Linked DNA regions of Mus musculus: all the other regions are linked to region 3. Evidence: chromatin loops called from intact Hi-C (ENCODE). Cell type or tissue: heart. All regions are shown on one strand. Each heading gives the region's core, and the rest is flanking DNA. Links, peaks and the distances in the headings are about the cores only. Region 1 has its middle 51 kb from the start of Slc4a3. Region 2 overlaps Speg (SPEG complex locus). Region 3 has its middle 15 kb from the start of Des. Region 4 overlaps Speg (SPEG complex locus). Region 5 overlaps Gmppa (GDP-mannose pyrophosphorylase A).

Region 1 (6,193 bases), core at 558-5,557, 250 kb after region 3:
GCCTCCGAGGCGCCCAATAGACACTCCTGCCAGCGAGCCTTCCCTGGTCACCTGAGACCTGAAATAAAAATGGTTTAACCCTTCGTGATGGTTAGACAGGGCATGTACCCGGATCTTTCCACTCCATCAGAGTGAATTTCAAATGGAAGATCTCAGGGATCAAAAGAAAGGCACAGGTTTAATTATCTCGCAGCGGCCACACCCACTCAGCCTGCCTAGTGTGTCCCCGCCTGGTCGGGAGAGCGAGGCACATCGACTGGGTACATAGCACACGGAGAGGAGACAGGGGTGGGGGTGGAGTTGGTTTGGTGAGCTGCTGTGACCAAGGCCTTGGGGGATCAGGGAGGGCAATGATTCCTAAGCTGACCTGAGAGCCATTGTCATTCACATTTGCTGTGGCTATTGCAAGGTAGTAATGGCTAAGTGATGTTGTTTATCTTTTTTATTTTTGTACTGCTGGGCATGAACCAAGGGCCTCACATAGGGCGGGCAAACACTTTACCTCCGGATTGCATCCTTAGTCTAGAGATGCCATTTAAACTAAAGTCACGACTTCTAAATAGAACTCTGGGGCCAGTGAGATGGCTCAGGAGGTAAGTAAAGAAGCTTGCTGCCAAGCCTCGCAGCTAGAGTTCCATGCCTGGGTCCCGGAAGGTGTGAGGAGAGAACCAATTTCTGCAAGCTGTTATCTGACACTAACATGTGTTGTGTACCGTGATATCCCCATGCCCACCACACAATTTAAAAAAAAAAACAAACAAACAAGAAAAAAAAGAAAATCATTTTTATTTTATCAGTGTCTGTGTATGTGAGTCTGATCCCCTGGAGGCGGAGTTACAGGCATCTTCGAGCTTCCTGATACAGGCGCTGGGAACCACCCTCAGGTCCTTGCCAAGGGCAGTGTGTGCTCTCAACTGCTGTGTCATCTCTTTAGCCCTAATTTTTTTTTTTAAAGCAGAACTCTGCTCATGGGTTTTAGGAAAACTTCTGTTGCCCTGATAAAAGAGGAGAAGCAGCTGGCTCTGCACTCCTTTCCTCTACCCGGAAAGAAAATGCGATGCCGGCGGGTGTGGCAGCCATATTGCAACCGTGAGGCCGGAGAGCAGGATCAAGGGAGGCATCTGCTGGGAGTGTAGATGTTTCTGCTCACAGCATCTTGAACTGTGACCAACTGCCTGCACTGGGTGAGGTGAACGATGTTCACAACAAGAAGCATAAAGTGGATGTGATCCTGATAGGTTGGTGACAAGGGACAAAAGCAGCTTAGGGCCCATGGCCAGCCATTCCTCAAGGCTTAAGAGAGCTGTGGAGTCCCTCACTTGTAGCACAGCCTGGGACCCCAGCAGTCACCCTGCCCTGGGCTCATACTCCTGGGACTTCTGGTGTTCAATGGGCAAAGTGCCAAGGGTATCCGTCTTCTGGACAAATATGAGAGGCCAGCCTGCCAGGGATGCTCCTTTCTAACTAAAGGAGTCACATTTCTGAGCAGAGATGGGAGCAAGGCTCCAGGTTGTTTCTGGCGGGTGCCCTGCCTCCACATTACACCCCAAAACATTCTACAGTTATTTTGAGAATTACATGTGCAAAGGGGAGGTGGGGAGAGACTGGGTCAGTTAAGGCTATCTGGGGACTGTCCAGCACAGACGTGCCTTTGACAAAGACTACTGAAAAGACACCATGAACGTCATCGTTGCGCCTCCAATGATAGCCGGAAGCTGCCTGCCTTGGGATTTCTGATCATGGAGAAAAAGAAACACCTATTTACCTAAGTGACCACAGGTTACTGGTTTTTTTTTTCCCCCTGTACCTTGCATTTCAATGCTGTCCTTATGGAAACAAGGCACATTTCTACATGTCCTGGGGGAGATGGGTGCTCCAGGGGAGGGGTCTGGGGAAGTGTCTTGTGCTCAGGGGTAGGGTGAGAGGGTGGAGGTATGGCATTTACACTGGGACATGGAGAGATCCGAATTATGTAGGGGGGGGGGCGGAGAAGGGGAAGGGAGCTTCCCAGGTGATGTAAGGTGACTGACCGTGTGAGTCAAGGGGAGGCAAGGGACGGGTGAGCCGCTTTCTGGTTTAAGTGACTCCAGACACTCAGGGTTTCTCGTTGTCTTGAGTGTGTGCACAGGCTAGGATTTTAACCACCCCCCGCCACTCCCAGTCTTAATTTGGAAATGGGTTTAAAGTCCCATTTTTGGGATTCCCCACATATGACCTATGGAGCTATTTGTATGCTGCTGTTTGGGACACTTGCCCTGGCTTCACACAGTGCTCTGCACTCAACCTCTGGCTCCAGGGCCCCCTGGTGCTGGCTGGGTGTCTCTGTCTCTCCTGTCTCTTGGCTCCTGGTTTAAACAGGGCATTTGCCCAGATTCCTTGGCCACTGTCATCTGTGCTGCAACTCCTGCTATTTCCTCAGGGTGACAGGGGCACCTCAGGGTGACAGGGGCACCTCAGGGTGACAGGGGCACCGTCTTTGAGTGGACCAAGCCCCTCCTGAGTTTGCTGGTGGCAAGGCAAGAACATTTCTGCTGTTCTTTTGTTGTTGTTGTTTTTGTTTTTTCGAGACAGGGTTTCTCTGTGTAGTCCTGGCTGTCCTGGAACTTACTTTGTAGACCAGGCTGGCCTCGAACTCAGAAATCTGCCTGTCTCTGCCTCCCAAGTGCTGGGATTAAAGGAGTGTGCCATCACGCCGGGGTTTCCGCTGTCCTTTTAAATCTCTGATTTCATTCTTTTCAGAGGAATGGGTGAACCTCTGAATATTGATTGATTGATTGATTGATTGATTCAGTGAGATTTACCGGCGTATAGGATACATTCCCTACCCTCTCCCAAATTATGTTACAGATGCAACATAGACTTTTACATTCTATTTTATACACATTTATGTTACATAATGCTATACATGCACATGCTATATGTCATATAGTACACACACACACACAGCATGTTTCATTATACAATATGCAATTGCTTACTACAGTTTTTCTGTAACTTTAACTTTGGTTGAAAAAGGGAAAAGAGTGGGATATGCTGCCCCCTAGTGGCAGAGTGTTGTAACACACTTCTCAGGAAAACTAAGTTTTATACCAACTTCACAAAACCTTTATGAGAGACCAAGTTGATAAATACAGGATTTGGATAATCCCTCTCATATGACATATGTACATATTTTAAAATGTATTTATAGCATTCTCCACATTATAGAGGCTGAGATAATTTTTTCTAGCTCTGTGGTTTTCTTTTTCAGGACGACGAGCTGTTGGTATATTGAAATGAAGTATTTTAATAACAAACAATTTTTAATTAAAAACGATTTTGATAGTAAACAATAGAATGTACTATGCCTGCAACACTTCCCATGCAGCTTATGTTTCTTCCCAAAAGACTTTGTAGAAAACTGGTATGTGTCCTGGTACCCAGAGTGTTTCAAGTGTGCTGATGGAGGAGATGGGCACAGCCAGACAGTGGGGGCCACAGTCTCTCTCTCTCTCTCTCTCTCTCTCTCTCTCTCTCTCTCTCTCTCTCTCTCTCTCTCTCTCTCTCTCTCTCTCTCCCCCTCCCTCCCTCCCTTACCTGGGCATCCTAAAAAGTCTCACTTCTATCTCCCTGCCCAGCCATTGGTCACCAACTTTATTTACCGATCAAACCAACTGGGGGTAGGTAGGGTCCCTCAGCATCTTATGCGCAGAAGCGTGGATTCCTGTGTAATTTTGGGGGCCAAATTAATATAAGCCCAAATTCACAACACACTGGGTCACAGGGAGTCAAGATACGTATTTTGACTGTGAACCAAGTTCATATCTTGTGAGGTTCTCAGAAAGTTTGGGGGTTTTAACTGGCTAAGGAGGAAAGCTAAGCTTAAAGGTTACACAAGGTTAACCTTAGGCATGCTTCTTTGTTATGTTAATATTGGAGATGAACTATCTCTAGGTAAAGAGAATATCCTATTATAGAGGCAGCATTCATTGCTGTATGAGCTTTGCAGAAATCCTTGATTCTCTGCTGCCGATAGACTTCAGCTAGATTCCGGAGCTAGGGTCGCTTTTTCTTTCTTTGCCCCCCTCCTCATTTCATGTGATGGCAAACACAGCAATCCAGGGTCTCTGGAGCCTGAACAGCCTTCCTGTATTCATCACATGTATGGTTCTGACTGGGCTAACCCCAGGTTGCCAAGGGACCTGTCCAGGGGTCCACACGGAAGGTATAGGTGGTCCTAGTTGATCTGAGGTGATCCTTTTTGCTAGCGCCAAGGCTTCTGTTGGTGTTTTTACCCGCATACCCTAGAACACTACCTTGCACCCACAGGGACCCAGGCTGGGACCCTGCAAGAGGCTTGAAAGTCTCAATAGTGGCAGCTCAGACGCTGGACATGGGGTCAGCATACTTTGTTCTGAAACTTGTCAAGGGCTTTGTCTTTGCTGAAAGTATTAAACTCACATTACACTAGAGCAAATCTAGGTAAGTTTATTTTATTTTATCTTTTGTTTCTTTTGAGACAGGGTTTCTCTGTCTAACCCTGGCTGTCCCAAAACTTACTCCATAGACCAGGCTGGCTTCAAACTCAGAGACCTTTCTGCCTCTGCCTCCTGAGTCCCGGGATTAAAGGTGTGCACCACCACCTTCTGGCTAGCTTATTTATTTTAGTTAATAAACTTTAAAAATGTTTTAGTTGTGGGTTGTGTGTTGTGGGTTATGATGTATGATAGTCAGTTCTGTCTGTTTGGTCAAAAGCAGCCATACATTACAAAAATGAATATGGCCCTTCCAATCAAACTTCATAAGCAACTGGGCGGTGATGGTGCACGCCTTTAATCCCAACACTCGGGAGGCAGAGGCAGGTGGATTTCTGAGTTCGAGGTCAGCCTGGTCTACAGAGTGAGTTCCAGGACAGCCAGGGCTACACAGAGAAACCCTGTCTCGGAAAACCAAACACCAAGCAAGCAAGCAAGCAAGCAAGCAAGCAAGCAAGCAAGCAAGCAAGCAAGCAAGCAAACACCTTCATAAGTACTCAATACATATAATGAAGAATTCTTTCTTAGTCATGCTGAAACAGAAGACTCATTCTTACCTTGCTCTTGGTACATAAATAAACCACAGGTTGGAGCTTGCTATCAACACCACAAGCCTTTCCCTAAGCCTGCCAGTGTGTATCTCTCAGACCCTAGGTCACTTCCAAGCTGCAGAATCAGTTAACAAGTTCAGGAAGTTTGTCATGTTACAGTAGCCCTGCCTGACTCTGTGGAGGTGCCTTAGAAATAGAGATGTCTCTGCCTGGGGTAGAAGCTACCCAAATATAAAAGATCTAATCCAGTTGGACAGGCCAATCGCCTGGCTAAGGGACCACCTCTCAGGGAGATGGGGCTACCTGTAGGAAGACAGATATACTTTAAGCCATGATAAAGGGCCAGGAGAAAGAATTATCCCTTTGATGCGATAGAGAACATTTTCTTCCTGCCCCCTAAGGGCAGTTTCTTAGAGAACCACAGGCATATAGCTCTTAACTTTGCTGACTCACCTGGAAAAGCCTCCTTTTTTCCTGTTCTCCTCTCTTTTCTAAGTTTGCTTCCCTGACACCTTGGCCGTGACGCTCCCTTCCCTATCACAGAGCTGCTTATCTTTTGACCTCCCTCCATGCTGGTTTAACTCCAGCAGACTTACACTTTCTTCTCCATTTTCCTCCTCCAGGAAGCTACCTGCATTTACATCTTTCTCGTCCTGGGGCTACTAAAGTTGTCTTTGAGCTTCGGTTTGAGTCGGATTTTAAATGCGTTTACTGATGAGACTGGTTTCCTTGGTGTCATGCTACCCTGGGTCCTCTAAACAGGACCATTGGAAAGGTAACCCAACTACCACATCCAGTGACCCCATCCAACACAGGGAACCTGATCATTTCCCCAATTTTGTAAGTGGCAGTAAAGGTTACCTCTCCTGAGACGGGAGTGACCAGGACAGTGGGGAGGAGAGGCCATTGCTGTAAGGAGAGGGGCTCAACTCGTGGCCTTGCCCATAAACCAGAAATGTCGTCTTCATTCCTAGCCTGGCTGTCAGCCAGAAATACAAAAAAGGTTTTTGGGCTCTGATCCCTGTTTTGTCTCCTAAATGGTTTTGGGGTTACTTCTTCAGTGGGTGGGAGAGATGAGGAGGGATACAAAGTTTTCTGTCTTTAAAAAATTCTCTCTCTCTGTTTTTT
Region 2 (6,193 bases), core at 343-5,342, 53 kb after region 3:
GGCTCAGAGTGCTTCATCATCCATCCCATTGCCTGCTTGCCTCACGTGTTTGATTGAACAGAGCCATGGCCTTGCACTATGCCTTAAAACTGTCCTCATTTCCTTTTCCTTTTTGTCCTCTCTCTCTCTCTCTCTCTCTCTCTCTCTCTCTCTCATTCTTCTTCCTCCTCTTCCTTCTTTTGGTCTATCATGTAAGCATCACCTTAATAAATGAGTGATGTACTCAGTAAGATTAGCGAGGTTCTAAGAGGATGGAGAATTGCCCTTCAAAATTTGGGCCAGGAGAGTGCATTCATCATGACTTATCTTAGTCTTATATTTAAGATTTCCATTATCTTGTTAGGAAAGAGACTATTTATTGGGCAATGTGAATGCAAAAGGTAAAGAAGAAAAATGTGCCACCAACCTCTACCCTCTTCTCTTGGCCTGGGTCCTAGGCCACCAAATGCATGGTTTCAGGTTCCTCCTTAGCAAAGACAGTGACCACTGAGAGAACACCACACAGCCCCTGTTATCCATTTCACTGGGATCTGGACATTTGAGAAAGCAGAGTACCATGGTCTTCTCAGCCAGACTCACCCCTCCCTCCCTGTCCCAACTGTCAGCATCAGGGGTATCTGTGGGCCGACTCCCTAAGGCTGCCACTTAGAATGGAGCTTATCTGTCACCCAGAAGAATTTAGTATGGATACAAACAGCTTACTTGACCCTGAACAATCCAACATAGTCATATGTGAGAAATTCAACACTTACCCGACTGGGTCAGGCTGACCAAATGAAATTCTCACCATCATTTCATACATTTAGAACTAAACTTGAAATATTCTCAGCAGTGTTTCTTCTTGCCCCAGGAAGTTCTGGGGAGATGGCCAAGCCAACACACTGAGACAAGTTCCACCTCCAAGCCCAGTCCTCCTTTCCTGTCACTTCCCTGGTGATCATAGTGGTAGCCATTTCAAAAAGGGCCTGGGAGGGGCCTACCAAGGCAGCACATATGGAGGGCAAAGGTAAATGCCTGGACACATGGAAGTGCTAGCTAATCCCCAGCCCATTCTCCCTTCCTCACAAACCATATAGGGCTCCCTTTGGCCTTCAGAGCAAAGGCCAGCCCTTCAGTGGGCCTCCACCTTCCAGACAAATAGAGCATAGGTCTTTCTGGGTGGTGGCAGGTATCAAGAGATTCCTGGTCTGACATGGTTCTCTCTCTCTCTCTCTCTCTCTCTCAGATATGGCTTCTGTGTGTAGCCCTGGCAGTCCTAGAACTCACACCATAGACCAGGCTAGCCTGGAACTCACAGAGTTCTGCCTGCCTCTGCCTCTCAAGTGCTGGGATTAAAGGTGTGTGACACCATGGCCCTGTTGCCCCTTTCTTAGTTTGTCACCCATGTCCATTCCTAAACAGTCTGCAGGCCTCTGAGCCTATACTTTCTACCTCACATAGTTTGTTTGCCTTAGTTTCTCTAAAGCAAGCTCTAATTTAAATACCACATCTTCCCTCATTCCCAGAGCCAAGAGTCACCTGTATGTATGACCCTTATTGGCTCCTCCCTGGCCACTCAGCCTCTGTCCTGCTCACCATTATATATTGTATATTAATATATGTTATATATTATAGTGTCTTTCTTATCAAGTCAAAGTCCCCTGACTACACAACTGTCTTTTCCACACCTTGGTCCTCGAAGCCATGCTTGGAGACACTGCTAGATGGATTGAGGGCTGTGTGGGCCACAGAACTTGGGGATGATTGGAGAGGAATAAGGGAAGCATTGTCCAGGGAGTTCAAGCCATGAGCACTCCCTGAGTAGCCTGTGGATGCTAAGGAGGACACACAGTAATAAGGCTGTGTCTGAGAGGGGAGGTTGAGATGGCAGCAGAAACCATAGGCCATAGAGATGTGGTTCCATGAGCCCTCAAAAGCACCAGCACACACACACACACACACACACACACACACACACACACACACACACACGAGAATGCAATAGATAACCTGGTGACCCAAACCTGTAATCCTAACTACTGTGGAGGCTGAGATCATAACTTGCCAGAGATACAGAGTCAGTTCAAGACCACCCTAGGCAACTAAAGAGATCTTGTTTCAGACTAAGAAAAAGAGGCCTAGCAAGGCCCTACATTCAATCCCCCAGAAACAAATGACTCAGACAGCCCAAGTCCAGACTGTAAATCAGAGACTACAGGGGACCATAGCCCAAAGAACTCTCTAGGTGATTCCTGTGCTCAGAAAACTTTGAAACCCAATCAACCAAGCTGGGCAGTGGTGTCACATGCTTTTAATCCCAGTACTCAGGAGGCAGAGGCAGGCAGATCTCTGAGTTCAAGTCCAGCCTGGTTTACTGATTGAGTCAAGGCTGCCCAGAGATACCCTGTCTCAAAAAACTAACAAGCAAAATACAAAAACAAAAACCAAAAATAACAAGAAGCCCAACCATATAAGAAGCATTTTGAAAAAAACAAATGTTTGAAATCGCTGGCATGGGGTTAAAGATCTAGCTCAAAGTGGGAAGCTGGCTGCTGTCATTGGAATCACAAGGGCTGTCGAACCAGACTTATGGATTTACAGCCCTGCTCTGAAGTTGAATGGCCAAGAGCTGTGAGATTCAGTGAAATCACCTCTTAGAGTTCCCATCCTCCCATGAAGATTTGCCTAGGTCTCAAAACTTCCATGTGCCTAGGGATCTCTAGAGTGCTTTTGAAGAAAAAAATTACAGTGTTCGACTCCTCACTTTAGAAAATCAATTCTGTAGGCTGGATAAGGTCTAAGAATCTGTATTTCAAAACAAGCCCCAAGTGGTACCCGTGTGGGTGGTTCAAGCATCACGCACACAGTTCTGGTGTAGATGGCCTTGGGTGATGCTATCCGTGTGCTAGAAACTGGGTGTCTGTCGTGAAGAGACTACAGACAGCTGGGATGTCAGGCTTGACTGGATATACTGGCCTGGGGGAAATTCCTGCTTGTGGGCTGTCTAATGCCAGTTCTTATTGAATGATACTGGCCTGAAAGAACTGTCCAAAGGGCAGCTAGATGAATAGAGTCAGCTCATGGAGAGCTGGGTCAAATGTAATGAAGTGGTCCTTTAATGGGAAGGTTTGGGATCAAAAGAACACTGCCCTTGCTGGTGTTATCTCCCACAGTGAAATCTGGGTTTGTAGATGGATCAGGCTTGGGATGTTACAAAAAAATGGCTACAAAGTTGCTTTAGCCCATGCGGTCTGCAGGGCTTGGGATTCTACAGCTTGGTGGTGTACTTTGGGGTTATGGCTGGAACAGAGGCCACTTCTTTTTCTCAGAGAGGCATTCCATTGGAGCTTGAGCCTGCAGCCTGACAAGCAATCTCGCCAAGACTCTTGACCTAGGCTTGCTGCTGATTGGCTGGCTAGCACCTAGGTTCTATTTCCCTGCTGGCCACCAGGGGTCTCTGAAGCAAACATAGACCTTTGGCAATTCGAGTTAAATGTTTGCCCCGCCCTCCTTTCCTTAGCCTGGGAGCTTGCCTCAGCACTGTCCAGCCTGGAGGTGACCCTGGAGCCAGGAATCTAAACTCTGTAGAGGGAAAGGAGTCCCCTCTTCCAAGGGCTGTGCCTATGACCTCAGTATCAGCTGGTGGCCACGCCCCCGGCCACAAATGCCATTCGGATTTCTCTCTCCTCCCCAACCTTGAGACTGCCAGCCTGAAAGTGGGCTGTCCTCTTGGCCCCCACACTTCTTCATCACTGGCAGTGCTGGGGAACACAGGTCATAGCTTGGGAATGTGGCCCTGGGTGGAGAGAGGGGATCAAGGAGGGAGAGAGATTTGTGGCCTCTGCTCAACACCTCTGCTTCTATTATTCTTCCTGAGCCCCTTCCCTACCCACTGGGTGCAAACGGAAGCTGGGGAGGAGCGACCATTGGGGAGGAGCGGCCCACACTTCCCTAGCTTTGAGCCCTGGTGGGCTGAGGGGTGAGGGGCAGTTTGCCAGCAGAAATTCAGTAGAACCCATGGTTGAGCAGGGTGCAGGCCTGTGTCCTGAAGTACCTGCTCTCCTGAACTTGTCTAGGGCAGGACCTGGGAGTCTGCAGCCATGGGCTCAGTTTCCTTAGGTTGGCAGGGGACAAATCTGGAAAGGAGGGTCAAGCCCTGACAGTTCTTTGGTTCTCTGTGTCTGAAAAAGCTGGTTGTGGCCTATTTGGGGGTTTAAGGCTGGCTAGTTATGTATTCCTAGGTCAGGATTCTTCTTGGTTTGGGCAAAGCATGGCGCTTGCTGTGCTGTATGGGTCAACACTTCTGGCCCAGGCAAGGATATTAAATGCCGCAGTGCAGTGCCACCCCTTAGACCCCTCTGAGGACCGGGGTCCCCACACCTGTAGTCTAGGCGCTACTGATGGGTTCAGCTCTTGTCAGTGTCCCAAGCTGTAAGGAGAGGAAAGGCAGACAGCTAGCTGCTTGGAATGATCAGAGTCTAAATTCAGCTGGTCTGGGCTCCGCCCCTCCCCCGTTCCTATTCCACCACTCCAGGGGCTGCTCTCTGTGGTCTCAGCAGGCACCACCTTCCCAGCCAGCGCCTGCCTGCTGCCCAGCCTCTTGCTGGCCACCCCCACCTCCTCCTTCCCCCGCTCCTAGGCTCACTTCCCCTCCCCCCAGGGCTGGCTCAGTGCGGGGCCTCAGCTGGGTCAGCGAGTGAGTGGGGCTGGCCAGGCTGATCGCCTGTTCCCTGGGGAGCTAAGGCCAGTGGGCAGTGGGCAAGAGGGCCTGGTGCCAGGGCAGAGACTTAAGGAAGGTGCAGGCCGGGGTTCGTGTGCAAAGCCTCAGGGTGAGTTGGGGTGCAGTACTGCTGGGGGCTTGGGGTTGGAGAACCAGGAGGAGGGGCCAGGGGGCTGTGGCAGATTCATGTCTGTATTTGGCAGTCGGATAAGCGCCAGCTCAGCGAAGCTGGGCCCCTGGCCAGTTGTAGGGGAGAGCTTCAGGGCCCTGGGGACACCCCTCCCCCAAGGCAGACTCAGGTGTCCCCTTCCTCTTTTCCTAGGCTGAACCACTCTTTTCTATGGATGATCTAACTCTGCTTTTCCATTGCCTGAGAATCTGGGGTTCATGCTGTAGGGTGGGGCCAACAGGTGCCCCTGGGGAAGCTGAGAAGGGAGAGGGGGATGGGCTGCCTAGACACTGACGCCTCATTGGCTCGGGACAGAGGTCAGGATGGGGCTTGCATGAGGTGTATGCTGCCCTTCCGTGCCAGGCCCAGCTCACCTAAGAAACCAGTGCTTCACCCTGCTGTGGTGGGGATCCCAGAGGTTCCTGCTACCTCTTTGGAGCTTCATGCTAGTAACATAGATTAACTGCTTGAGTAGAATTCAGGATTGCCTCTAAAGCCATCAGTGGCTCTTCTGCTGGCCACACCGTTTGCTCCAGGCTATTCTCTGTAGACTAACATGAGGATAGGCTTTGGCAGGCCTTGACAGAGGAGGAATCGGTCTCAGGGAGAGGAAGTGGTCATGGTCATGAGGAGATGAAGTCAGAGCTGGGCCTGCAGGAACTACTTCACCTTTGCAGTGTGCTCAGCTGGCTCTCTTCATCCTTTCCCTTGATCCTCTCATCTCTCTTCCAGGCGGCTCCACATCCCCTTTCAGCAGCCCCATCACCTCTGATGAGGAGTACCTGAGCCCCCCAGAGGAGTTCCCAGAGCCTGGGGAGACCTGGCCCCGAACCCCTACCATGAAGCTCAGTCCCAGCCAGGATCATGATTCCTCCGACTCTTCTTCCAAGGCACCCCCAACGTTCAAGGTCAGACCCCTAAGGCTGATATCCAGTCTTCTGTGGACACCATTCCTATGTGTACCTCTTATTCTTGAGGCTACTCTTAAGCATTACATGTAACAGAACCTTGCCCCGTTAACCCTTGTGACCTGGAGACAGCCACAGACTGGTGTGGAAGAGACCTCTGTCTCAGGTCCCCCAGTTCTCAGCAGCTGGAGCTATGCTCTGTCACCCCTGATGCTTTGGCATTCTCCTTCAGGTCTCACTCATGGACCAATCGGTGAGAGAAGGTCAAGATGTCATTATGAGCATCCGTGTGCAGGGAGAGCCCAAGCCTGTGGTTTCCTGGTAAGTAACAACCCCCTACACCACTCACCAGTGACACACACACACACACACACACACACCCCCGCCAACCCACCCCTGCCTCCGCCGTCACTCCCC
Region 3 (6,193 bases), core at 572-5,571:
GGAAATCTGGCATCTGGAATCTAATGTGATGTTGGCTTTTCTGCCTCTGGTACTGCTTCCCACCTCCCCTCCAAGCTACACACAGATGCTGTAAACACTTGAATGGGAGGATTAGCTCCCCATGTGGTGTCTGGGACATTATGAACAACTCTTAGTCGCTGTGTCTGTATCTGTGTTAAATTGATCTTTTTTAACCCCCAGCACTTAGAGCACGAGGCTGGGTACATATCCAGTGTTCAATACATATTGATGAATGGATAAATGGAGGAAGGAAAGACGGCCTGGGTGAGCGGAGGATAGATCCGTCAAGCCATAGATTCAGACTCTTGGATTCAGGCTAACCTCGTCCTGGACTAGATTTTTGGGACGACGGCAGCAGGAGGGTGTTTCCACAGACCAAGTCCCACAGTGTCTGGGTCACAGAGGAATGGTGCTCTGCTCATAGCCTTCTACCCGCTGAAGAACCAACCGGCCTCCATTTTAGGCTTAAAAGCCATCTTACAGTAAAGACAAAGTAGGTTCATTCCTGTTCATGGTAACACCTCCAGACTCTCAAGAGCTAGGCTGTGCCCCACCTGCAACCTTAACTACAAAAGGTTCTGCACTGCCTGTTCCAGGAACGGCAGTCATGTCTTCCTTTCAAAAGTTAATAACCATCTTACAACCCTGTCTTTGTTTCAAACGGGTTGTTCTGGCTCCCTTCTTAGGACTATCTGCTGTTCCGACCTCCTTGCAATCGTGTCTTTGTTACAAGAGGTTGTTATGACTAACTAGGTGTGCTTGTGTGCTGCCTATTTTGTCTCAGATCCCCCATTTGAAAACTCCCTACCCCTGAGCTATAAAAACCTTGCCTCCCTCACATCCAAACTGACCTCAAATCCTGCCTCAGTGGGAGGAAACCCATGTACCCATTTAAAAGTTTGCTTTGATTAATTGCCCGCTTTAATTAATTTGGCCCTGGTGATTTGGCTCAGTGGTCTTTCTCCTCCCGTCTTTGGCATTAACACAATCTATTTCAGTGGGACTCTGGACTCTGAGACAATGTGTCTAGATTAGCCTCCATTGCTAAACCTTGCTTCTCTAGACATCTCTGATATTCTTCAGTTCTCTTTTTAGAAATCCCTAAGGTCGCCTTAAAAGGAAGGGTAACGTGAAGAATTCCAGGAGGATTGGATGAGCCTGGCGTGGGTGTGGGTAGTTTAATGAATTTCTGAACCAGTTAGGGGAGTCCCAAAGCCTACAGGAAGCCTGCCGTTCCCCATGATGACCACTGGAGGGCATCTGGACCATGGAATACCAGAGCTCCACCTCCCACATCTTGGGAAAACTGATTCAATTCAACAAACGTTTCAAAATCGTTACAATAATAATAGCTCCCGTGTGTTGAATATCCAATTCAGTGCTGAATAAATATATACATACACTTTGTTTAATATTCACTACAATTGTGAATTGCTTAAGGAAAAACCGGGGCATGAGGAAATGCATGCTTTTTTTTTTTTTTTTTTTTTTTTTTTAACCTAGGGCCAGTTAGCTAAAAAACAAAACAACAACAAATTAACCTTTGGTAGAAATGACTTGAACCCCAGTCTTCAAGCACCAACAGTAAACAAAATAAGCAAGTAAGTAAGTAAATAAATAAATACAAGGAAGCTGGGACAGGGGGTCTCTGGATAGAGAAGAAGGATAGAGGAAGGGATGCCACACAGACATTGCATTCCAGAACATTCTGCGATCAGAAGATGGATGGCTGACAGTTTTGTACGTTTTGTACGGTAACGTTGTTGTTTCCTCCAGAAATGATGTTATTAAATAAGTGAAGTGTCTCACAATCCATGGTATCTTAACACAGAAGAAAGTCTCGGAGCTTCAAGGCAGGAAATGGTGTTCTCACTGGACACTTTTTTAAAATGTCTCAGAAGAATCCAGACTATGATGAACATGTTGCTGTTGCTGCTGCTGTTTGGGGGTTCAGGGGATGTCGGCCCTGACCTTGTGGATGCTAGTCCAGTTCTCTCACACCAAGTTCTATCTCCAGCCCTTCCATTAGTGTCTAAATAACACTTGTCATGTATCCAGAATTGTCCGGGGCATGAAGTCTCTTAGCTTCTCCTCATGGCTCTAAGCTAAGGGTCTAAATTATGATCTCCACCCATTTCCTGGAGATCCCAGAGAGGGTGGCGACACACTCAAGGTCACACAGGAGGAAGAGGAGCTCAGGTGAGTGCCTGGGTGTACTGGTTCCAGTCTGCACTCCAAGAAGGGAAGAGCCGAATGGTCAGGCTTGCAGTGCAAAGGGAGAGGAGAGGCCCACGGTAGAAAAGAACTCTGAGTAAAGATGCCCCAGGCAGAGAGAGAGCCCATTCCAACAGGCTCCCCTTGGCCCTGCCTGTGGAGGCCAATGGTAGCTAGCTGAACCCTACATAGCCAGAGTTCTCAGGGCTTCTCTGGAGTGGGAAGAAGAGAGGTTTAACTGGAGGTACAGGATTGGAAGTGGGGTTCCTTCAGTCTAGCTAAGAGTTGAGTCCTCCCTGGCCAGGACCCTCTCCAGTGACAGGCCATTTGGGAAGTGCAGCCTGTGCTCAGGAAATGGCCGGATTGGATTTCAGGGAAGATTAAAGAAGCTAAATCTGGCCGGGGCTGGGGGGAGGTGCCAGGAGAAAGAATTGCAAAGGGCCAGCAACTGGGAGGCCCAGAGGAGCGGGCCAGAGACCTCAGGGTGGGGGTGGGGATCCCAAGTCAGGCCGGAAACCCTTTTGACCCGAGTAAGGCTGGAATGCTGGGTCACCCAGTAGAGACGATCTACTTAGTTGGAGTTGGAGTAGGATGGGCTAGATACCCAGTTGAAAAGAGATGCTGAGCCAAGCTGAGAAGGGACAGAAATTAGGATGCTGACCCCGTACAAAGTTTTTGTGCCGGGAGCCCCAAGACCCAGACACTGTATTGTTCTGTTGATGGTATGGAGCTGTGAAGAAAAGACTTGGGGAGCAACTCGAGTCCCCTCCCCCACTGGGCCCTCCTCTCCTTGCAGCCCCTCCCCTATCTTGAGTGGCAGCAGCGGCTGTGGCCGCTCCCAGTCCCAAGAGTAGGAGCTCAGAGCTTCTATTCCGGTACCCAGCATGGGAGGGTGGAGGAGGGCTAACTTATCCGAGGCAAGATGAGTAGGGGGGTCTGAAGGACTCTGGGACTTGTGTGGGTACAGCTTCTGGCAGCAGAAACACTTGTGCCGCTGCTGGGATGTTCGTGGGAAAAGAGCCTCTTGGGGGTCATCTCTTGCCCCGGGGGAGTTGGGGTGCTGAGGTGATGGGAATCCCCAGCAGCTGGCAATCGGCCTCAGAGTCTCTTTCCAACTTCGAGGCTTTAAGATCTAGCCTGGCTCCAGCCCTTAGTCTTCAGGCAGCCTACCTAGAAGGGATGTGTGGATGAGGCCGGTTGGGGGCAGTCTGTGGCCAGGGTGCAACCAAGGGGAGTGTGAGGCTTTAGCGTGTGGGTGTGGGTGTCCATCTCTTTTGCCCTACAGCTAGGAAACCTCTACCCCCACATCCTCCACCTCCACACACATCCTGAGGCCTCAGCTTCCAACTGGAGGGCGGTGGGGTTGGAGAGAGAAGCCTGTCCCGAACAACCTCACTCCGAATGTGGGACTTTCTCCCATGGAAATCCCCTTATAGGGCTGAGTTAAAGAGAAAGACCTAGGCTGGTGCTGCCAACTCTGTCTGTTGTATGGCCCACACAGAGAAAAGAGCAGACCTTCTAGGGCCACTAGGAAGGGCCAAATCCAGGTGGGTTTGGTTTTGATGTGGTCGCACGGTGGTGGGTTTTGTTTTATTTTGCTGTGCAACCCTGGGGAACTTACCACTCCCCTCTTCAAGCTCCGCCCATCTGCTCTGTAAAAGGAAGATGGAAGCCGATGCTTCGCAAGGTCGTCAGGAGGCAGCGATCCACAGTACCATGCCTAGTACAGAGCTACAGTTCCTGAGTGGCAGCGAGGGTCTTACCAGAGGCAGTATAGGCTGTGGGAGGAAGAGCGGGAGACCTGGAGTCAGGAGGCTGTGGCTATGGATCTTGGCCTTGTGCCTGCTAGACGCAAGATTTAGAGCCAGACCCTGTAGTGGAGAGGCGGGACAACGTGGTAATGGCTGGCCCTTACTGAGAGCTTACGGCTATGGGTCATTTAGTTTGTGGTCTCCTTTTCTCTTATTCTTTCACAGATGGGGAAACAGGCCCAGAAGTACTGGGGGTTGAACCTGGGACCCTAAGTGTGTTAGTGCTCTACCACGGAGCTAAAGCCCCAGTGTTAACATTCCTTTTAGGCTCCGCCCCACAGTTACCTGGCAATAGCCAGGTATGCCTGACTCAGTATAAAAGGGGCTGCTTGCCTCTTCCTCACTCTCTTCCCCTCTTCCTCCCTCTCTGTCCCTTTTCTTTCCATTCCCCTCCCCCTCTCTCTGTGTTCATGGCCGGCCTCTCCTATTCCCCACCATTTCCTTTCTCTGTCTCTACTTCCTCCTCAACTCTCCTCCCCATAACCTACGTAAATTCTATTCCATACTATATCCAGCGTGTGGCTGGTACCTCAGGGGGAAAAGATGTTTCAGCATGGACCAGCAGAGGCACCCTCTTACCCCACACCATACTGCACCTCTATCAAACATATCCCTGGTTCCTTTTCTTGTTTATAAAACACAGCACCCAGCCCTTCACTGTCATAGCTCAGGCTGGTCTCCAGTTCACAGTGTATAGCCCAGGCTGACCTGGAATCTAATCCTCTTACCTACACTGCATGTATTACATGTAGCTTTCATTGGCTCCTACGTTCTTTTCTTCCTTCCTTCCTTCCTTTTGTCTTGTTTTTTTTGAGACAGGGTTTCTCTGAGTAGCCCTAGTTATCCTGGAACTCAGTCTACAGACCAGGCTGGCCTCAAAATCAGAGATCTGCCTGCCTCTGCTTCCCAGATGCTGGGATTAAAGTTGTATGCCATCACTGCTCAGCTTACTTTCTTTTTTAAATTACATTTTTAAAATTTATTTTGTGTGCATGCGTATGGATGCGCATGGGCCCTGGCTAATGTGTGGGCTTTGTCAGAAGACAATGTGTAGGAATTTCCTCTTTCAGTCGTGTGGATCCCAAGGACTGAGCTCAGGTTATCAGGTCTGGCAACAGTCACCTCTACTTGCAGAGCCATTTGGCTAGTTCAGCTGAGGCTCGTGGAGAACAGACTTCCTCAAGAGGGATCGACCCAGGGTCTGAATCCAGGCAGGGCCTATCTGCTCTTCCCCAATTCTTTCTTTTGCTCAGGCTCTATAGAGTCCAGTAGAACTTGAGCCATTGTGTAACTATTTCTCAGTGGGTCTAAGAGGATGGGGGAGTAAAGAGTTAGAACAAGCACGGATTGATGTGCAGGCTGAGAGGCTACATGGCAAGACCCTGTCTGGTGTTCTCTGGAGTTTCAGTTTCGGTGTGTACCTGAATGGTTCAGAGAATAAGTACCCCTCCCCCTAGCAAGCATGGTTTAGGCTGTGTTGTGTGATGTGATCTAAAGTGTCAGAGAAGGCCCCAGAGTCTGAGGGGACCCTTAAGATGACCATGACTCTGGGCTGTGCGAAGAAGAGCAGTGTGATCCTATACAGCTATAAATAGCAGCTTGTGCATAGTGGCCCTGTGAGGTCATTGCCAGCCGCTCGGGCCCTGTTTAAAGCACCCAGAGCCTCAGAGGAAATTTGGAAAGGGCCCAGAACAGCAGGAATATGACCAAACTAGAGGAGTTGGAACCAAAAGGGCCGATGAGGAAAGATGAAAGGAATGGAGATGAATCAGGGAGAGGCAAGTGCTGAGTGATGACCCAGGATCACCGCCACTGGTCTGTCTCTACATGAAGGGAGAGGCAAGCAGAGCTCACCTTCTAGCAGAGTACTAAGAACTGGCTCTGAGGGTGGCTGATGGGCCTGCCCTGTCCAAGCCTGTTGAGCCCTCCTCTCTGCAGCCCACAAAGCCTGATGCCATGCCTGGTGTGGTGATGCACGCTTTTGATCCCTCACGACACAGAAGCAAGCAAATCTTTGTGAATTTGAAGCCAGTCTGATTTGTGGAGGGAGTTCCAGGCCAGTCAGGGTTACACAGTGAGATCCTATCTGAGATCAATACAGTAAGAAAAAGCCAAACTACGATCAAACAAACAACAAAAGCTCTTCC
Region 4 (6,193 bases), core at 731-5,730, 69 kb after region 3:
AGAGGCGCCTGCTGTGCTGGACAAGCAGGACATTGTGTATGTGGTAGAGGGCCAGCCTGCCTGTGTCACCGTCACTTTTAACCATGTGGAGGCCCAGGTTGTCTGGAGGAGGTATGAGTCCTTGCTTCCCATTGGCCCCTATTTGGGATCATCCAGCCCCAACCTGACAAGACCACTCCTCATATCTTCCTTAGCTGCCGGGGAGCCCTCCTCGAGGCGCGCACAGGTGTGTATGAACTGAGTCAGCCAGATGACGACCAGTATTGTCTGCGGATCTGCCGGGTGAGCCGACGAGACCTGGGACCCCTTACTTGCAGTGCCCGAAACCGCCACGGCACAAAGGCCTGCTCGGTCACCCTGGAGCTGGCAGGTAAGTGACAACTTCTTCATCCCTTTGAGTCATGTTGCATGCCAGAGATTCAATCCCATGTCCACCCACTCAGGCCTGTCCTTCTAGTAGCAATGCCAGTATTAGTGATAATAGCAGCAATAATGTCAATTATATTGATCATGCATGGTGACATGTTCTATAACTGCATTCGGGGAGCTGAGGCAAGATGATTGTGAGTTTGAGCCAACCTGGGCTACAAGTGAAGAAGATCTAGTTGAGACAGGGTTTCTCTGTGTAGTTCTGGCTGTCCTGGAACTCTCTTTGTAGAGCCTGGCCTCAAACTCTCAGAGATCTTCCTGTTTCTTCCTCCCAAGTGCTGGGATTAAAGGTGTGAGCCACCACTGCCCAGGTTACTGTAGAGTAAGTTACATTCCAGCACAAGGTCTTAGGTCAAATCCCTAGCGCTCGCGCGCGCACACACACACACCTATATATACAACGTTGTGTACAATGTTAACGTCTCATAAGTACCAGGATCACTGTGACATCATTTTTTTCTTTAAAGATTTATTTATTGTTATATGTAAGTACACTGTAGCTGTCTTCAGACACACCAGAAAAGGGCGTCAGACCTCATTACGAATGGTTGTGAGCCACCATGTGGTTGCTGGGATTTGAACTCAGTACCTTCAGAAGAGCAGTCAGTGCTCTTACCCGTTGAGCCATCTCTCCAGCCCCCACGTACCTTATTTAATGCCTCAACCTCGTGAGATGGGGCTCGTTACCATTCCCATTTTGCAGATGAGGAAACACTATCAAAGTGTTAAGTAACCTGGCCCAAGATCACAGGCTCTAAGTTCAGGAGCTAGGTTCAAGTCCCCATGCCAGACAACAAAGCTCTGAGCACTATTAGTTTGTATGCTAAAATCAGTAAGGAAACAGTGTCTCAGCAAAAAACAGCAGGGAAGGAGAAGCTAATTAAAAAGCAAATGCTCAGGCTGGAGCGATGGCTTAGTGGCTAAGAGCACTGACTGCTGTTTTGAAGGTCCCGAGTTCAAATCCCAGCAACCACATGGTGGCTCACAAACATCTGTAATGGGATCCTATGCCCTCTTCTGGTGTGTCTGAAGACAGTGTACCCATATACATTTAAAAAAAAAAAAAAAAAAAAAAAAGCAAATGCCCTTAAGCACAGCCTTTCGCCTGCGCCCAGCTCCGAAGCCACTTTGACTTCACCACTGTCACCTTAAGCATGTGGAGGTCCAGAACCAAAGTTCCCCCTTTTGGGAGGGGGGAATTTCTCCTTTAAAGTCAGAGCTTCTGGGGCTATAGCATGCATTAAGTGGCCACTGCTTTGTGTTTTGGGTCCCTAATTAAGTCCAGCATCTGTATCTACCTGGACTGAACAGTGTTACCTGCTTAGTGGATACAATTCCAGCCAAAAGCAAACAAAGTGACATTTTAGTTAGCACAGACAATCTATGAGCAAATGGACGTTTTCTGTTGCTTTAAAAAAAAAATCATTGAAACTCACTTAAAAACCTCCAGAGTTTTGACCTTGACAAATTGCTTCCCCCCTCAGTCAACAGGGGACCAAGAGTTCCTAGAGAGGAGGAGCAGCCACAGGGGGCCATGTGGAGGAGCTGGGGCCCTCCTGGCTCTGTGCTGATGGGGTTTCCAGTTCAGGGCTTTTTCTCTGGTCCAGTTCCTGCCCTGCATTTCCGACTCAGTCACCACTCTGTCCCCACACTGGAGTATCTGCTAGACTTGTCCACACTTTCAGGGGTAGCCAAGTTTGGGGCTTGAAGGGGCCTAGCAGCCCTGCATCCTAGCCTGGCATGGATGGTGATGGAGAGAGACTATCTTAACCACCCAGAGCCAAAAGGGATCCGGGTCTTATAGCAGATACCGTGTTCTGCAATGCCCTGCTTCACCACGAGCCAGGCAGGGTAGGTAGAAAGGCAGCCCCTTCTCTTGACTGCCACATAACAAACAGCCTCTGCCCCAGCCCCGCAATAGCCTCTATATAAAGCCAGGCAGGTCCCTACGGTGGTGGCAATCTATACCCAGCTGCTCTATTTTTTCCCTTCGGGGCTTGATTACTTTAATTCCTCTGGGGTCCTCGAGATGCACTCAGAACACAGGGCTTGGGATTTACAGTCTTCACAAGGCACACTGCAAAGTGTGCTTAACTCTACCACGAGAACTGCAGACTGCTTTGCAGGGGATGATTGGCTGTGTGGTTTGCGGGAGAAGTAAGCGGAGACTTCCCTCCGAGACTGTCTGGTTAATATTTGGGCGGTGCTTTTTTTTCTTTGGGCTTGCCACCTCCCAGAAGGCAGAAGGCTTTCTAGACAATTTAAATAAGAATCAGAGAGAGAGAGAGAGAGAGAGAGAGAGAGAGAGAGAGAGAGAGAGAAGGCTGTGCCCTTCAGGAGCTGAATTCTAGGTCACAGCCCCAGCTTCCTCCTGCGGGGGGCCAAGTACAGGCACTCTGAGGCCAGCAGGTGGGGTGTTGAGAAGAGCAGTCACCCATAGGGGGCAGCTCTGAGCCACACTGCACCTGCCTCATGGTTACTGCAGAAAAGAGGGGCTGAAGAGTCAGACTAGAGAGATAGGACATGCAGGCTTCTTTTGTGTATGAAAATGTCTTAATTTCAAAGCCATCACACGAATCCTAAGGGTCGCACAAAGCCACCTGTACCAGTGACCAGTACCTTGTTAGGATTTACAGTGAGAGCCAAGCCAGGAACTCTGGTGTCCTCAGGCGAGGGGGGAGCTGGAAAGGAAGGGCTGGTGTTCTCACCATCCAGTTGCTGATAAGGACAGGACTTGAGGAGGCAGGCCCCTGTGGTGACGACATCTGGTCCTCTCCCGTCCCTGTTTGTTGCAGAGGCACCTCGGTTTGAGTCTATCATGGAAGATGTGGAGGTGGGGCCTGGAGAAACCGCTCGCTTTGCTGTGGTAGTTGAGGGGAAACCACTGCCAGACATCATGTGGTACAAGGTCAGTGGGTAATGCAGGCTGCAGTAGCCTGGGAGCTGGGGGTTTGTGGAGTCCTAGAAGGCCCCCAGGGGCATAGTTACAAGGAGGAGGAAGAGGAGGAGGAGGAGAAGGAGGAGGTTGGATTCTTGGGGATAACTGAAGGGTTAGGGATCTTGTTTGGTTGGTTGGGTTGGGTTGGGTTGGGTTGGGTTGGGTTGGGTTGGGTTGGGTTTTTGGTTTTTCCAAGACAGAGCTTCTCTGTATAGCCCTGGCTGTCCTAGAACTTGCTCTGTAGACTAGGCTGGACTCAAACTCAGAGATCTACCTGCCTCTACATCCCAAGTGAGTGCTAGGATTAAAGGTGTGTGCCACCGCTGATGGGCACAGGTTAGGGGTTATTAACAAGAGATAACGGAGAACCTGATGCTGGTCCTGGGGTCAGAGGGACTGAGTAAAGGCAGCAGTGGGGCTTGATAGGCAGGGTCCTGGCCTTCAGGTCCAGATGAAAGAGGCTGTCTGGGTGTGGAGGAATAGCTAGGTCCAGGTGTCAGTAAAGCCAGATTCAGGCTGCAGGTGACACCCTTCTCTGCAGGATGAGGTGCTGCTGGCCGAGAGCAACCATGTGAGCTTCGTGTATGAGGAGAACGAGTGTTCCCTAGTGCTGCTCAGCGCAGGAAGCCAGGATGGAGGCGTCTATACCTGTACCGCCCGGAACCTGGCAGGCGAAGTCTCCTGCAAGGCGGAGCTGTCTGTGCTTTCAGGTGGGCTCGTGTTCTGGGGAGAAGAGACAGGCAGTATCCTGCCCGGTTCCCGAATTCTGTCCTTTGCCTTTTGGATCTGTCCCACATTGCCCTTCTCCGTCCTTGTCCCTTTCTTGTCCTCCCAACATGGGGACATCTCTCTCCTCCCCAGCTCAGACAGCCATGGAGGTCGAGGGGGTCGGAGAGGATGAGGAACACCGAGGAAGAAGACTTAGCGACTACTACGACATCCACCAAGAGATTGGCAGGTGTGGGGCGAGGAAGAGCTGCCTTTGAGGACCAAGAGGGGGCTGCTGGGTCTGAGGGCCAGGAAGGATGGAGGGTCAGCGTTGTTGTAACAGCAGTGTCTTGTCACCTTCCCTGTGTCATCCAGGGGTGCCTTCTCCTACCTGCGGCGTGTAGTGGAGAGGAGCTCTGGCCTGGAGTTTGCAGCCAAGTTCATCCCTAGCCAGGCTAAGCCTAAAGCATCAGCAAGACGCGAGGCGCGCTTGCTGGCCCGGCTCCAGCATGGCTGTGTGCTCTACTTCCACGAAGCCTTTGAGAGGCGCAGGGGACTTGTCATAGTCACGGAGCTGTATCCTGGGACGAGATGGGGGTGAAAGACTGTTCTTTGTAAAGGCAAATTTGGAACATGTTTTACCCTTTGCAAAGGGCTCCTTTGAGCTAGGGCCATAACTGGGGTGGGGCTCTAGCTCACTTAGCACGCTCAGAGCCCTGCGTTCAGTTTACAGCACTGCATAAAACTGCGTGTGGAGACCCACGGCTCTGATCCCAGGACTGGGGAGGGAGAGCTGAAGCTTAACATCATACTTGTTTCATAGCCTAATCCAGGCTATGCCAAATCCTTTTTAAAAGGTAGACCTTTTGAATGTTAGAGTGAAAAGCCTCTCTAGATCTTTGGTCTCAAAGAATAACAACAATAACAACAAACGTAAGTTCATTCCAGGCATGGTAGCATACGACTTTAATTGCAGTTGTCAGGAGATAGTGACAAGTGGATCTCCGTGAGTTCAAGACCAGCCTAGTCTACAGAGAGAGTTCTTAGACAGGTAGGGACTAGATAAGAAACCCTGTCTTTTAAAAAAGGCTTAAGTTTATACAACATTTAGTGTGTTCCCGGCAATGCTGCACGGGTTTTATAATTACTCAATACTCAGTCCTCGTGTATATCTTCCTGGTAGAACTTCATCCTTGTTTTATGGCTGATGAAAGAGGCATAAAGAGGTTAACTAGTATAGTGTAAGGTCCTGCATCTAGCAAACACCGTAGTCCATCACAGGATGCAGTGTACTGTATCTGCACATCTGACAGGACCCTGCTCCAGACGAGACCCCAGACCTGCTTTACTTACCAGGACTCTTTTTTATAAAGCCACACCCTTCTCTTGTATAAAACCTTTGGCTCAACAAGGCACGTTGAGCTAGCAATGCTGACGGCTGGCTTGACCCTCCTGGAGCAGGGTGACTCTGACCTGCACACCAGCCTCACAGTCTGCCCTGTCCAAGTCCAGACCACAGCAAAATGACAATTTCACTATGAAGACCTCTGGGTTACTCTCAAATATTGCCAGAAGGCTCCCTGTGTAGTCAATAAGATTCTACTATAATTTGAGGTGTGTAAAATGCTTCATAAGTCAGGAGAGGATCTGTCGCCTTCACTTCACTCCCCGAATAGGTAAGGGACTTGCCTGAGAGTTCAAGTTCAAGCAGGTCTCCTATCTATGTAATCTGCTGCCAGGAAAGTGGAACCCAGTGTCTGACCCTTCTGATCGTGGGGAACCAGGGCCCTAGGAGCTCTGAGCATGGGCTGGATGCAGCTCTGGGGTGGAGCAGGGCAGTTGGTACCTAACCCTTACTCCTTGACTTATGACACAGCTGCACAGAAGAGCTTCTAGAGCGCATGGCCAGGAAGCCCACCGTGTGTGAGTCTGAGGTGAGGGCAGTGGGTGGAAGGGGCAAGGTCGTGAACCACCTTTCACCTGTGCGAACTCTAAGAACAATGGGTGGGACTTATACACACCATTTGTGCCCACAAGGAAGCCAGGGTTGGTGGTGGGGAGCAACATCAGATGGCACAATTCCCCACTCCACAAGACAAGACTTGTACTGTCCTCTGT
Region 5 (6,193 bases), core at 625-5,624, 100 kb after region 3:
CATGGCCCCAGCTCCCTGCCTCATCACCTCTCTCGACCTGTTCCTGGTGCCCTCATCCACGCTCCAGGCTGCCGTGTTCGGATCCCTGCCGAGGTGCTCATCTTGAACTCAATTGTTCTACCACATAAGGAGCTAAGTCGAAGCTTCACCAACCAAATCATCCTGTGAGGATGCTGCCAAAAGGCCCCCAGGACTCCCGCCCACACTCCTTTGGGCTGCTGCCTGCCTGGCTAGCTCTGTCCAGATAGGACCTGAGGAAGCCACCTTGTAGGGAGCCTTGTGTGTGGCCAGGGACACCTGGCTTCCCTCCCTACTGCCAAATAAACCCCTATGAACCTTGGAGCCAGCTTGGACTCCTACTTGCGCCTGGACTTGGGGGGGGGGGGAGTGGAGGCACAAGAGGGGCAGCTGAGTCAGGCCCCCCCACATTAGCATTTAAATTGGAGTCGTTGCTGCTGGCTCATGAATAATGAATTCGGAGTCTTGGTAAATCTCCCCCTCCCACTGCCTCAGCCTTCTGCACTAGCTGCTTTAGAGGAAGGCCCTCCAGGCTCCCTGGCCCCCACGACCTTCACCCTGCTCGCTGGCCTGCCTCCCCGGGCCTGGCTTTCCAGAATGCTGAAAGCTGAAGGATTTCAGTGGGCACCCTTGCTGGGAGGCTGGGACGCAGGCTGAACACCCAGCAGCCTGCTCTCCTCAGCTCCATGCCAAGACCCAGCCCTGGCCTGTTTAACGCTCTGCCAGCCCCATCTGCTCCCAGGCTGGCTTCGGGGAGTTGGGGGCTTTGCCCCTACCCAGGGGTCTTCCAGGATCTACCCCCCACTTCTCCGGCAGAGGTCTGATTTCAAAGAGGCCCCTTTACCCCTTGGCAGTCTGATACATTTTGGCAGATCATAGCCCTGCTCTCCACACATCCCCATGTTTGCCCATGACCCCAGTGTGCCCCTCTTGGCACCCCCCTTTCCACAGCTGTGGGTGCTGAGTTTAGTTGCCAGATGAGCTGGTAATGATCGTAATCTGCTAATTGAGAGGAATCTAATTACCCGAAGAGAATAGGGGGGCAGGGTTTGGGTGGGAGACAGGAGGGGGTCCTGGCAGCCAGCTTGGGTGGCAGGCAGCAGGGTGTCGGGACCTTGTTGTTAACCCCAGGGTCTGGGACCAAGCTCAGGATTTCATAGCTTTCCGGGCAGGCAGTTAGAAAGATACATGGGGACTGGACCACAGCTGACCTGGGGACTGCCCTAGAGATGACCTCCCATGCCATGAGGGCTGGCTGAGAGCTGGGGGTGGGGGGTGGGGGTGGGGAGATGGCCCAAGGTCTTAGCAATCCTAAACTATAATCGGCATCACCACAGCCCCTTTCCCTGGTTTCTTCCCAGCCTGCCTCCAGCACAGACCTGTCACGTCTGCAACCATCAGCAGAGATGCAAACCTATTCAGCCTGGGGTCACCTCCCTAAGGAAGGGGCTAGGAGAGGGTTGGACCACAAGGCCAAGCTCTGTGTTCCTTTCCTTTCCTCCCCCTACCCTGACCCTTCTGTTCCAAGTGGTTGGCAGAGGCCATGGCAGCTCCATCATAAATATGATAATTTAATTATTTTCTCAGCAAAACACCGTGAAATCCAATAAGTCTGTGTCAGGCCCTGGCCCCCGGGACCCCCCTCCTAGACCCAGTGGGGGTGGAGACATGATGGCAAGAGTCTCTGAAGGGGGAAAGGGTCAGTGAAGGTGGTATGGAGGAGGAAAGCTGAGACCTTCAAAACATTGCCCAGGCTGAGGGAGTCGCAGGTGCACCGTGTCTTAAGGGTGAGGGGGTAATGCCCTCACTCCTTCCGACCACTCTTCTGCACTGGGAGAAGCCAAAGCCCCATCTGTCTGTCTAAGGGAGGAGCTCACAGCCCATGATGTGGGAGCCACTCTGCCTCCAGAGAGGTAGCAGGGAGCCCCCTTATCTGCTACTCTGGGGATGTGCACCCAACCTTCATTAGCCTCATGGAGATATAGGTGTAGGAGGGTACTGGTTCAGGGGTGGGTTTGAGAAGGGAGAAGCCAGAAGGAACTGGGGTGGAAGTGGGGTGGCAGTGAGCAGGGGGAGGGATGCGGGGGAGGGGTGTGCTCCCAGCCATTAGTGCTTTTTTTTTCCTCCCAGTTTCCATAAAAAGATTATTCTGTAAAATCAGCGAAGGGGAGCGAGCTGGGGGCCGGGGAGGGGGGGTTGGGTCCCTGGCATCAAGCTGGATGGGGTGACAGGGGAGGAGAGCTGAGGACAGGGACTGAGTATGGAGAAAAATTTGGATGGGCTTCAGGAGCAATCGAGATAGAGAGCCAAGAATGCTGGCTAGTGTTGGGGAGGGACTGGTCAGAGTGGGGTTGTGTGGGGGGAGCAGTGCCCTCTCTCACTCATGTCCTGCTGGGGTTGCCCAGGTCCCAATCCTACCTCCATCTTAGTCCCTCCCCCTGGCATTTAGCAGCCATTATGGGGGAGCAGATTGCAGCCTCCTCCCCCTCTCTGGGAAGCAGGCACAGCTGGGGCCCGCCACATCTGCCGCATCAGCACGGAACACAGCTGGGTGTGCCCAGAGCCATGCTCCCCAAAACACAAAGGGGGTGGGAACCAAGGAGAGCCCAGACCCCTGAGATAGACACACTGACACCTCTGCCAACAGACACTCCTCAAAGGGAAGCAACACCCACCAACACACGCTCCCTGTGTGCAGAGACTGAGAACTGGCAAACACGCAATTACCCAGCCCCGCCTGCCACCTCCGCTCCCCTCCCGCACCCCCCTCTTCTTTCCTCTCTTCCCACTAAGGCTGCCTTCTGTCACCAAGCCATCTCTGAACTGTCCTAGGCTAGATTTAGGGGAGCAAGGGGTTTCATTGGCACCAAGAACACCTTCTGGTAGGTCAAGGGATGGTAAGGGACGCCTTGGGAGCCCACCCTGGGTAGCAACTTACTCTTTTCCAAGACTGTACCCCTCCCCATAAGGAGGCCTACCCCTAGTCAGGTGGGGTGTCTACCCCAGTGGACTGAGCATCAGTGACCTATTCCTTTGACGCGCCTGTGTTCCACTGACCGCCGCGAGGAGGCGCTGTGTGCCCTCGGTATCTCCAGATCCGTTCTGAGCGGCTCCTGGGGCCAGCCTCTGCCAACCCTATTATTCGGCAGTCCTCTATCCTCCCCAGTTCATCGCTTGGCTTAGTTTTGCCACCCCAGGCATGTGTGGGGTGTAGACAGAAAAGTCCTCCTTCCCAGAACGAATGATCAAGAGTTTTCTTCTTTCTCCTCTCCTAGTTAATAGCCCCTGATTAAACCTGCCTCCTCAAAGCTCTCCTTTCTCTGCTCGTCTCTGCGGCCGGGTGTCTTGCCCTCAACCCTCTCCTCCCTGCCCCCTCCCATCATCCCACTCGGCAACAACCCCCCACCCCCCCATGCCCCTCGGAGCTTTAATCCCTCCTGCTGCCGTGCTGCCTTATCTGCTCCCAGCAGCTTTCGCTGCTGCAAAGCCCTCTCCCCCTCCTTCTCGGGATCTTCTCTCCCTCCTTCCTGCTCTCTCTGCTCTCTGACCAGCGCCACCTCCTGCCTAGCCTCTCTGTCACTCAGACCCCCATCTCAGGGCTCCCTGTCTGACACCAGGGATGAGTGCCTAGAGGCCCTTTGCCCTCTCTCTGGCATCTGCTTAGGGTCTGTGGGGTGCCTACCTACTCCCACCCTCCCTCTTCTACCTCAGCCCTCTCCACTGACCCCTCAAACTTGTCTGTTTCTAGCCAGTCAGGATGTATCTTTCTTCCTGTCCTCCCTTTCCACATCCCCTCCCTAGTTCCTCCAGGATTTCCCTAAGCTTGAATCCCACCCTCTTCATTCTTGGTGACCAATGACCTCCGCTTGAGAATACCCAAATAGGAATAGATGCCTGACAGAGGAGTGGATGCTTCCCTGGGATAGCCCCGGGAGGGCCCTGTCGGGGTGCAGAGAGTACCGGTGACAGTGGGGGCAGGGCCTGGCGGTGGGATGCTAACCCTCTTCAGTTGCCTCAGATCACGTCCGGTCCTTCCCATCCCCCCTTGGCCGGGACTCTCATTAACCGCTTCTCCTGCCTCGTCCGTGGCATAAATAACCCAGATAAATCAGCCGCCGTCCGCCCCCCGCCCCTCGGCCCCCGCACAGCCCGTTTGTCACTGCTGCTCGCTCGCCAGCCAGGCCTGGCCAGGCCAGGCACACCCCTCCATCCCTGTCCCTTCCTGCTCACGTCTGCCCCACGCTAGCTTCCCACCCCCTGGTCAGCACCAGGTCCAGAATTCTGAGCTGGGGTGGGTCAAGGAAGTGGCCCTTGGGATCTGGAGACTGGGGACTGGATCTATAGAATGCTCCTTAGGAGTTCAAAGGTTGTATAGTTTATGAAGATAGCCAGCCAGCCAGGGGAGTCAGGAGCCCCCACAGGACAGGAAAGAACAGAAAAGGCTTCCTTTGTGGGGAGTGGGGGGAGTCCCTGGGCTGTGAAGAGGCTCCCTGGGAAACCTCTCAGGTTCTGCCCAGGGAGTCTCGGGTCTCCCTTTGGAGTCATTTTGCTCAAGTAAAACTTCCAAGCATCCTCCCAATACCTCTGACTAACCCATCCTGCCCACCCTGTTGACTCCACCCCTTTCCCAGTTTGCCTAGCCCAATGTACTCTGACCTTTACCTCTCTCAATAACCTTCTCTTTCCCAGTTTCCGGAAGCCTAACTCAAATCCCAGGGTGGGGAGAACTGGGCTATGAACAAATCTGGGAAATGGGGATAACTGGAGGGCAGAGCAGTCTGAGTGGGGGCTCACATTCTGCCTGAATGGTAGCCCCTCCCCACACTCCAAACTCCGTATTCCCTAGCCGCCCCTCCCACTAGCTTACAGCTAGCTCAGGTCCTAACCAGCTTCCCTCAGCCCTGCTTCCCACCCCTACCCCTGCTCCACCCCTAAGGGGGCAAGCTGGTCCCTAGGGAATGGGTGAGAGAAACGGAAAGGCTGAGGGAGCTTGGGCGCAGGGCTGGGGTGGGGGTGGGGAAGAAACTGGGCCGGGCCCCAGGGACCAGCTGGGCAATGAGCCGGGGAAGCAGCCGGGAGGCTAAATGAGGGAGATTATCACCCAACTGCAGCCGGGCAGAGAAGGAGGCAGGCAGGGAAGCAGGGAGAAGGGGGGGAGAGGGGACAGGGCCAGAGGCAAAGGGGGTATGGAGGGATAGAAAGGGGGCCAGAAGGGGCTGGGGGTGGGGAGAGAGTGAGTGGAAACCGCCAAGAGATGGGCTGGAAGGATGGGGGTCCCCACTGAGAATAGCCTGATTCCAGGAGGTCTGGGAGACTGGATGGTAGGGACTTGCGGACAATTAGAGACAGCTGGCCACCGGGCAATGGTGGGAATCTGCATGTAACAAGCTGCTGCTTCATTCCAGTGCCCTGGAGTTCCCCCACAGACCCCACCCCACCCCCCAGCCCGGTATGGAATTACCACCCAACGTCTTTCCTTTTAGAGGTGGAAGACTCCCTGCTGACCTGAAGTTGGGGGGCAGGGGGAGGTATCACGATGGAGGTCAGCATGCTGTGGAGACAGCTTGACCCTGAGCGCTCAGCCGATAGCGCGGAATTCAGACAGGATATCAGGGCAGTGGTGGATGCTGGGGGAGACTAGGGGGCAGCTCCCACTTTCTTGGCAGAGTCCCAGACCGAAGTAACCTTAAAAAAGCAATTAAATCACCCTTTTTTTAAAACCCAGTAAAGAAAAATCAATATTGGGAGAAAAGGGAAGAAAGAAAAGGAGGGATGGTGGGTATGTGGTGCAGGGGGTGGGGGTGGGGGGGACTTTGGAAAGGTCTGGAAGTCGACGGGGATGCGGGGGGGGGGGGCGGGAAGAGTATGGAGGACTACTGCCAGGGTACCAAGTAGAGAGGGGGCTAGCTGTCTGTGGTCACTTGGACCTTTCCATAGGAACTCAGCGCCTGCTTCCAGTGCCAAGTCAACTTCTGCTGTGTCCCAGCCAAAAGCAGCCCTTGAATCTGCCCCCCCGGGGTGGGGGTCTTTTCCTCCCAGTGTTGGGAGCCTGCTGACCTAGACTCATGGGAAGCGTGTAGGGACACCCAGCTGTGGGGCCCTGGGAAGCCACTTTGCTGAAAGGTTGGGAACATCTAGTTAGAGCACCATGCATGGCTAGGACCAGGTGTGTGGG

Evidence for each region. Peaks named below come from ENCODE experiments on the same cell type or tissue, not always from the same donor. Only the 100,000 strongest peaks of a DNase experiment are listed, where the experiment ranks them.
Region 1: it touches region 3 in a loop (4-fold over the local background); 10 of 42 quality-filtered maps call a loop at or near these places.
Region 2: it touches region 3 in a loop (1.8-fold over the local background); 7 of 42 quality-filtered maps call a loop at or near these places.
Region 4: a loop joins it to region 3, with 2.2 times the contacts of the local background. A loop is called at or near these places in 3 of 42 quality-filtered maps.
Region 5: a loop joins it to region 3, with 2.7 times the contacts of the local background. A loop is called at or near these places in 5 of 42 quality-filtered maps.

The regions. Positions count from the first base shown.
Region 1 is chr1:75,594,795-75,600,987 of GRCm38, forward strand. No RefSeq gene overlaps it. Among named protein-coding and RNA genes, the nearest start is that of Slc4a3, 51 kb to the left of the region's middle. In heart, for the core only: CTCF peaks have their summits at 2,306 (motif pointing left) and 3,045 (motif pointing left); DNase peaks (open chromatin) are centred at 1,337 and 2,287; H3K27me3 peaks cover 1,057 bases.
Region 2 is chr1:75,395,455-75,401,647 of GRCm38, forward strand. Speg (SPEG complex locus) reads left to right here. Exons shown (of 41, transcript NM_007463.4): 7 at 5,601-5,776; 8 at 6,009-6,097. Among named protein-coding and RNA genes, the nearest start is that of Speg, 23 kb to the left of the region's middle. In heart, for the core only: a CTCF peak has its summit at 3,427 (motif pointing right); DNase peaks (open chromatin) are centred at 3,487, 4,597 and 4,907; H3K4me3 peaks cover 1,805 bases; H3K27ac peaks cover 2,618 bases.
Region 3 is chr1:75,341,788-75,347,980 of GRCm38, forward strand. No RefSeq gene overlaps it. Among named protein-coding and RNA genes, the nearest start is that of Des, 15 kb to the right of the region's middle. In heart, for the core only: a CTCF peak has its summit at 3,430 (motif pointing right); DNase peaks (open chromatin) are centred at 1,254, 2,694, 3,054 and 3,384; H3K4me3 peaks cover 1,522 bases; H3K27ac peaks cover 3,906 bases.
Region 4 is chr1:75,411,092-75,417,284 of GRCm38, forward strand. It overlaps Speg (SPEG complex locus), which reads left to right. Exons shown (of 41, transcript NM_007463.4): 17 at 1-111; 18 at 195-370; 19 at 3,225-3,337; 20 at 3,909-4,077; 21 at 4,229-4,325; 22 at 4,451-4,651; 23 at 5,952-6,009. Among named protein-coding and RNA genes, the nearest start is that of Gmppa, 22 kb to the right of the region's middle. In heart, for the core only: a CTCF peak has its summit at 2,869; no DNase peak of the experiment used is centred there; H3K27ac peaks cover 1,565 bases.
Region 5 is chr1:75,442,834-75,449,026 of GRCm38, forward strand. Gmppa (GDP-mannose pyrophosphorylase A) reads left to right here. Exons shown (of 13, transcript NM_001357170.1): 13 at 68-346. The coding sequence ends at 168. Among named protein-coding and RNA genes, the nearest start is that of Asic4, 4.6 kb to the right of the region's middle. In heart, for the core only: a CTCF peak has its summit at 3,071; DNase peaks (open chromatin) are centred at 3,068 and 5,038; H3K4me3 peaks cover 3,500 bases; H3K27ac peaks cover 4,633 bases; H3K27me3 peaks cover 4,052 bases.